Regions from separate parts of the Homo sapiens genome. Here region 1 is linked to region 2. Evidence: chromatin loops called from intact Hi-C (ENCODE). Cell type or tissue: OCI-LY7. All regions are shown on one strand.

Evidence for each region. A loop is a pair of places that touch in the nucleus more often than their neighbours do. Peaks named below come from ENCODE experiments on the same cell type or tissue, not always from the same donor. Only the 100,000 strongest peaks of a DNase experiment are listed, where the experiment ranks them.
Region 1: it touches region 2 in a loop (2.1-fold over the local background); 1 of 110 quality-filtered maps calls a loop at or near these places.

What each region holds. Positions count from the first base shown.
Region 1 is chr2:85,953,140-85,957,139 of GRCh38, reverse strand. No RefSeq gene overlaps it. Among named protein-coding and RNA genes, the nearest start is that of ST3GAL5-AS1, 66 kb to the right of the region's middle. In OCI-LY7, no CTCF peak of the experiment used is centred here; no DNase peak of the experiment used is centred here.
Region 2 is chr2:86,066,414-86,070,413 of GRCh38, reverse strand. POLR1A (RNA polymerase I subunit A) reads left to right here. Exons shown (of 34, transcript NM_015425.6): 13 at 142-396. Among named protein-coding and RNA genes, the nearest start is that of POLR1A, 37 kb to the left of the region's middle. RefSeq lists an enhancer at 1-942 and a silencer at 3,861-4,000. In OCI-LY7, no CTCF peak of the experiment used is centred here; a DNase peak (open chromatin) is centred at 2,113.

The DNA.
Region 1 (4,000 bases), 110 kb after region 2:
TCTTTTAGAAAATATTCTCAAGCGTTTCCAGTCCACTATATGTTCTATTTTTCCCAAAGGATTGCATTTCATAAATGCCACCTGATTCAGATGCCACTTAAACTCAAAATCCTTCTTTCGTTAGTTTTGCCTCTCACACTGATGTTCAGTCGCTTGAGACCAGGGACTGGGTCCTTTGACTCCACACTAGAGACATGGCAGACCATCACTAAAGACTGGTTAACCAAGGACTTCCTGTGGGGAGTGTCATTTCCTGGAATGGGATAGTCATGCTCCATTATCATGTTAAGCATCCAATATAACCATTACAATATTGGGATTCTTGAAATCTGGTGTTCTTGGGCATTCATCTCCCCAGGTTCGCATTGACCCAACCACATGGCACCACTCAGTGAATAGGAAATGGGTGAATCACAGAGGAGTTTCCATTCATTCATCTGACAAATAATTATTAGATTCCAAAACCGTTCTTAGCACCTGCAAGGAGTTTCAAGAGAAAAGGCATATATATATGATAAAGACCCACTTTCTAGTCTAGTACAGTGACACCAGGTTATAAGCAGACCAATAAAGTTGGATAAAGAAGCAGGCAAGAGATTTAGAAATAAGGTCCGAGGAGGCAACATTAGGGACAGGCATGTGGGAACATGACCCAAGGGAGGCCCAGAATCGAGAACAGGTTTCAACAGCTGTCTCCACTTATCAAACTGGCAAATGTTAAAGACTGACAACACCAGGTGTTGCTAGGGTGTGCAAAGCAGACTCCCACGTATTGCTGGAATGGTGTAAATTTGCACCAACCTATCTGTGGGGCAATCTCACAAAATGTACCAGCCTTTAAAATGTATATATGTATAACTCGGCAATTACAGTCCAGATATTTATCTTGTGGGAATAACTGGGCAAATGAAAACTGACATTGGTACCACTGTAGCCTATTCATTGTGTCACCGCTTGGAGAGGGTAAAATTGTAATCATTTGACCACGAAGTTGTCCCTGAACCAATCACAATGGCCAGAGGGATCGAGTCTTTTGCTCGGCCAGGCCTCAGTCACACATCTCTCCTCTGTTGTCAGGGGATAGAGGAGGACTGTGATTGACAGCTGAGCCATATGGATTAGGATTAGAGAAAAGACAATTCCCTAAAGGAAAAAAAAAGGAGGAACATTGTTACTAGAGGACTGAGAATGGGAAAGCCAAATAAAATCTGTAACTAGGGCCGGGCACGGTGGCTCACGCCTGTAAACCCAGCACTTTGGGAGGCTGAGGAGGGTGGAGAACTTGAGGTCAGGAATTTTGAGACCAGCCTGACCAACATGGTAAAACCCCGTCTCTACTAAAAATACAAAAATTAGCTGGGTGTGGTGGCATGTGCCTATAATCCCAGCTATTCAGGAGGCTGAGACAGGAGAATGGCTTAAACCTGGAAGGTGGAGGTTGCAGTGAGCCAAGATCGTGCCACTGTACTTTAGCCTGGGTGACAGAGCAAGACTCTGTCTCGAAAAAAAAAAAGAAAAAAAAAATCCTGTAACTACCCCAGTATACCATAGCAGGAGTCACTGGTGCAGGGGGAGAACTGCTTCAGGCAGACGGACTAGATTATTTTTTACAGAACCTTTACAGTCTGTGATGAAACCACCTCCAGAGAGGAGGAGGAGGAGCGGAGAAGGCCACCCCTGACGAAGGAGACCTAGACTTGTAAATCCAGCTCTATGAATAATTGAATAATTTTAAAGACATGGTTGAGGCTGTGAGGTAGTTGTAAGAAACATATAAGCAAACAAGACGAATGAGGATGCTATGGGCAGAGCCAGGAAAAGTCCCTGACCATGGATGGGCCCATGTGGTGCCCACACATGTCAGCGAGACATTGGCTAGCACTGTGGGTACAACTTGCTGCCAGGCGACCTGGGACAAATGACTTAACCACTTAAGACCTCAGTTTCCTTATCTCTGAGATTGAGAGAAGAAACCGATCTATGGGCTGACTGTGAGAATGTCATGAGCCTGTGCAGGTAGAAACACCTCTGTGCCAGTCATTGTGTACACAACTTCAGCAAGGAGAAGGGGAGGGCATAAATGGCCCTCCAATTTAAACAGAAGAGAAAAAAGTAAACAGAAGAGATGAAGGATGGTGGCTCCAGGAAGTCTGAAAACTAGGGGTTTATTCCAGGGCAACGGGAGCCCTCAAATTTAAGCTGGTGGCCATAATGAGGGTTACAATGGCACTTTCAATCAGAAACTATGTTGAAAAACTGGAACTTGCCCCCCTCCCACAAGTCCTTAACTGTGTATAAGTGGAACGACTGTTTACTTGTACATTTTTATTCTCCATGGCTCACTCTCACTGGCTATTGAAACACTTCAAAACAGGAACTTCTTAAACCCCCCAAGACCAGGTTAGGGCACCCTGCCACCACCACCCTGTTCCTCCATTTTGCCTTGTGCCAAGAGCACCACAGGCCTGCTCCTGTCTCAAGTGCCTTTCCCTGGGTCCGACGGGGGACAACGTGTACTGTGGTTGCCTTGAATTTCCTCACCTCAAATTCAGATCTAGTGATGCTTGCACCATCAAGGTGGCAAGCATGCATTGCTCTGTCTGGGAGGGAAGGGGAGATTGACACCATGAGAAGGTATGAGCGCGGAGAGAGCACGAGGTGGTCCCACTGCTCCTGACCCCCATGAGGTCCAGTCTGTGTGAAAAACAGCATTGACCCAGAAACACAAAGGCACCCCTGTGTGTGTGGTATTGGGCAAGCCTCTGGCCTCTCCAAGCCTGTTTCTTTATCCTTAAAATTGTGGCAATTCTATTCTCTGAGGGCAGCCATGAAAAATGGGGAAAATCTTGCAAGAGCCTCATAGCCTCCTAAGCAGCCATGCCCTGAGAGGTCTGTGTCTTTTTTTTTCCCCCCCGAGACAGAGTTTCACTCTTTCACCCAGGCTGGAGTGTAGTGGTGCCATCTCAGCTCACTGCAACCTCTGCCCCCCGGGTTCAAGCGATTCTCCTGTCTCAGCCTCCAGAGTAGCTGGGACTGCAGGTACCCACTACCACGCCTGGCTAATTTTTGTATTTTTAGTAGAGACAGGGTTTCACCATGTTGGCCAGGCTGGTCTCGAACTCCTGATCTCAGGTAATCCACTCGCCTCGGCCTCCCAAAGTGCTAGGATTACAGGCATGAGCCACCTTGCCCCACCGGTGTGTCATTTTCACTCTTCCCCATCCCACAGGATTTTACGGAGTGTCACAGCCGTGGTCTGTGCCCTGAGGTAAGAAGTAAATGGGTCAGATAATGAGGCATGAAAATGAAGCCAAAATGAAGCAGGTATTTCACAGAGGCTCGTCTTGGAGTTTTCCATCAGGAATCCAAAGTGTTACTGCTACTGCAGACATCTGGTGTTGCTTGGCTGTGGCCAGAGGGAGATGCGATGTGTCAGCCAGGAAATCTCAGAGGTGCCTGTGAACAGGAGGGAGGCCACTCAGAAGTGGTGTCCACGGGGCTGTGAAAGGGCAGGAAGAGAACGAGGAAGCAAGGAAGCAGGCAGAAGGTGCTTTCTTTCCCTTCCCTGGCTCCTCCTCACATGCCTGGGGGCCCAACCAGCTCCGGTATCAGAGCATAGCCACCCTCAAATGGCTTCATGTCACCCCCCACCCCCAACTGTGAGATCTCCCTAGACATGAGGCAGAGACTCTAGCAAAAGGATGGCAGTGCTCTATAGCAAACACAGCCATTCCAAATGGCATTCATGAGACAATTCCTTCATTCTCTGCTCTGTGCTTGGTGATTTGGAAAGAAGCAAAAGACATTGAAGCTGCAAGCTGCTCACAATAAATAGCTGTATTTGCACAGCCAGCCCTGTAGGCCTTCCCCAGATCTAAGCCACCTAGGACCATAGATGCCACTATGGCTCTTCTGTAAGCACATCACTGGTCACTGATGTCCGGCAGGATGACTGGAGTGACAGGAAGGTGGGGGTATCTGAGGGTGTGGTATGGACCCC
Region 2 (4,000 bases):
GATGAAAAATTCCCCTTGCATTTAGTTAACTAGAACGTGAGACAAAAGCCACACCTTGGTCAAGCTGAGGTGAGCACTTGGAAAGAGCCGTGGTGATACTGACGTTTGCACTGATCACCCACCTGTCCACTCTGTTCCCAGGTGTGCCGGCATGTGAAGAATGGGGACATTCTGCTACTGAACCGACAGCCCACACTGCACAGACCCTCCATCCAGGCCCACCGTGCCCGCATCCTGCCTGAAGAGAAAGTGCTGCGGCTCCACTATGCCAACTGCAAGGCCTATAATGCCGACTTTGATGGAGACGAGATGAATGCCCATTTCCCCCAGAGTGAGCTGGGCCGGGCCGAGGCCTACGTCCTGGCCTGCACTGATCAGCAGTACCTTGTTCCCAAGGTAGGTCTGGCCTTGAGGCTGTTCCGTGGTCATCGTCAGCATGACTTAGCACTTTTAAGTTGGGCCCTGCCAGCCCCTGGGGTCATTGGGCAGCTCCAGGACAGGGGCGCCTGGAATGGAGGGTCCTGGTTTCTCCCAGGTGGGGCTTTTAGCCCATCTAGTGGCTTAGAGGCTGGGAAATGTTTCTGTTTTGCTGCGTTGTAAAATGTAAATCAGGACAGAAATTGTGATAGCCATCCCAGAAAGCCAACCTTAATAACTGTGTGATAGGTCTTGTGTTCAGCACTTAAATTTGGATTCTGCAACTTAGTAGCCCCCGGCTAGCATTAGCATCCCAACACTGTAATGGTTCTCATGGTCCACTGATGACTTTGATCCTTTGTTCTGACAAACATGAGTTTTAAGAAGCAGCCTAACCCCAAGGGCCCAGAAGAGATCCCGCAGCAGCCCGTGAAGGCATCTTCTGTCCCCTTTGAATCCTTTCCTTCTTTCTCCAAGTTCACTCCTCAAGGGCAACCCCTTGTGGTCACAGCTGTCCAGAGGGACACGAGGGAAGGATAGAACTTCCTCCCCCGTCTCCTTAGCAGCTGACTCTTGGCCAGGAGTGGCAGGGGCCTGAGTTAGCATGTGCTCATGGGAGGGACAGAGCGGGGAAAGAGGCAGGCTGCAGGAAAGAAGACAGAGTGTGTTCCAGTGCCTCCTTCACCCTCACCACCCACCCAAAGGTCTGAGTCCTCCTAAATTATAAGCCATTTGCGCCACAATGATTCATAGTTATACATCATTCATTTGGATTGTGGTGGAGTATGAAGAATAATCGTAACGTCAAACCAAGGCTCCCATTTCCCAAGTACTTTTTCAGTGCCATACACTGTGCAGAGAGCACTTTAGAGGCTCCTCATTTCACCCTCCCCACAGTCCTTGGAGGTAGGTGCTATTCATGTCCACATTTTACACTTGAAGGATTCGTGTAACTTGTCCAAGGACACTCAGCTGAGAAGCAGCAGGAAGGACAAGGAGTTCCTGGATCTTCCTAGGGTTTGTGCTACCACAGAGATGGAGACCTCTGTGCACAGGGAGTGCCAGGGGCTGCTCAGAGATGCCTAGTGTCAATCAGCATCCTCTGCTCCTTGGAGCTTCTCTATTCCCATCAGCCGTCTGCCACGAAGGAATCAGGCAGGTGGCCAGGAGCCCGGCATCCCGGACCCTTTTCCCACCAGATGCACCACTGTGGCTTCACAAGGGTCCCGGTTGTTTGAGTTGGCCTTTCCCTTCTCTGCCCACCTTTGTTGGCTGTGGATTAGCAAAGGGACTAAATGTAGGAAGAAGTGGTGAAGGGCCTACCCAGATTACTTGGAAATTAAAAAAAATACATTTGCTAATTTGAAAAGTGGCTTTTTATGTTTTCATTTAAATAATAATGTGGCTCTGTGGTGGTGGCAGTAAAAGCTGCCATTTATTAAGTGGGTCACAGGCCTTAGGCACTGCTGTAAGCAGTTTGCAGACATTCCCTTCCTTATGAGGTTGGTGTGATTTTCAGACAAGGAAACACCAAGTGAGTAATATGTCAGCCAGCAATGAGGCCAAGACTTGAACCCAGCAGCTTTGGACGACACCCGCCCCCCCCCCCCGCCCATGTGCTTGGCTGTGCGTGTTCTTAGCCCCACTCGACAGCCAAGGCTGGGACTAAGGGAAGGCAGGTGACAGGAAGTGGCTGCCAGAACTGTGTGGGTCTCTGACTCTATAGCAGCCGAGTCATATTTCACCAGAGGGGACACTACCGGGGAGCAGCAGATGGTTTTTTGCTGGCAGAGTGACCTGAGGCATTAGCTATGTGGGGAGTTGAGGTGCTCTGAAGTCCTCAGACCAGTGACCTTGAATGTGCTGTGCTTGATTTTGATTGAATACGGTGCAAAGCCATAGGAGACTTCATGCTTACATTGTGTCCTGCAGTGGGCTGACATATAAATCCAAGTGGACCTCATCACATGCTAATATGCCTATGAGTTTTAGGTTGGGCGTACACTTAAGGGAGGCAGGAGAACACAGGTAAATAAACTTAATGTCAATAAATTAATTTATTGAAAAAAGCTTATGGGAGATGGCTTGAAGATTCACTGTACTTTCATTCACTTTCTTTTGTCGGAGGTAAAGAGCTTTTGATTCTTGATAAATTTTATTTAGTCCTTGGTGTAAATGCCAAGAAGTGGAATCCTTATATTTGCTAATGGTTATAAAAATGCAACATGTCTTTATTGGCAGAGTCCTAAAAGGACAAGAGCTGATTTGGTTAAACTAGGAAAACCAGTATTTTGAGGTAATTTTTCTTAGCATATCTTTATTTCCCTTAGTTTCCATATTTCTTTATTTATAATTCAATTTCTTCTCTATTACCAGGTTATCTTCCTTAAGTAACCATAATACTGAATTAAAGTACATTTTGTCGTTGGTTTTATGTACTTAGTAGAGTTTTGTGGCGTCTTTTTACTTAAAATAGGAGTTGAATGGAACTCATTTCTTTTCCATGAAAACAGTTAAACTTTTCATTTATGTGTTACTTTTTGGACTAATTTTTTTTCCTTCTGTTTATTTATTGAGGGCCCATACTTTGTGGAAAGTTTTTAAGCAAGGCTTCAGATATGTTTCCTGACTTCTACTTAGTCAGCTAGAAAATTCAAGTTACAGGGATACCCTATTCACAAAGCATCCTAACCAGAGACATTAATTGTAATGTCATTTTGCTATTAAGGAGAATAGTAAAGCTGACAATTGTCTGGGGTTTTGATTCAGAGGTGTTCTTTCTGATCCTAAGCAGGAGTTAGGAAATTTAGAATTATAAGTAGACCTTTAGTAATTGCTTTAATCAGCATTCTGCCATAGAATTTGTGATGATTGCATTGAAAATGATTTAGCCATCAAAGTAATTGTCTAGTCATGGAAAAATCTGGACAGAGAGAGGAAAAGGCACTGAATAGATCACAGAACCTGTAATTATGTTCTTTAAGGAAAAAAACAAAAGGAAAAATCAGTATCTGCCCCCCAAAGACTGTGAGATGAGTCAAATGCATAATACTGGTTTGGGTTTTTCCCCCAAGCAAAATAAGACCATCTAGGCAACAAGAGGTAGAGTATAATTTTTTTATGTACATTATTAAGTGAAAGCCTTCATAAGAGGGGCTGTGTGCTCCATCTGATCTTGCCTTAGGTCTGTGCCACCTTTCCAGCCCATCTGTAATCGTTATCTTTGAGTTTACATAGAGCCCATCACTGTAGTGTTTAGACCATTTGACAAGGATCCTTTTTTAGCCTTTGAGTTAGTACATATGGTTAAATTTCTGGTGCTTCTCCCAGACTGCATTTGTGAGTTCCCTTAGCCTTAGTTATAAAACATGACCATACTGTTGGCTAGTATTTAACAAATAATCAAATGATTAATAATCTTTATATCCAAGGCACAGGTTTTTCTCAAATTCCTATAAACATTGAAAAGTTTACAAAATCTACATCTTAAAGAACGTCAGTGAGCATAGCTATTTTTACTTCAGCGTGCGTTATGTTGCCGTGAACACAGACCCGACAGATAAGGTTCAGGAGACTGGGGATC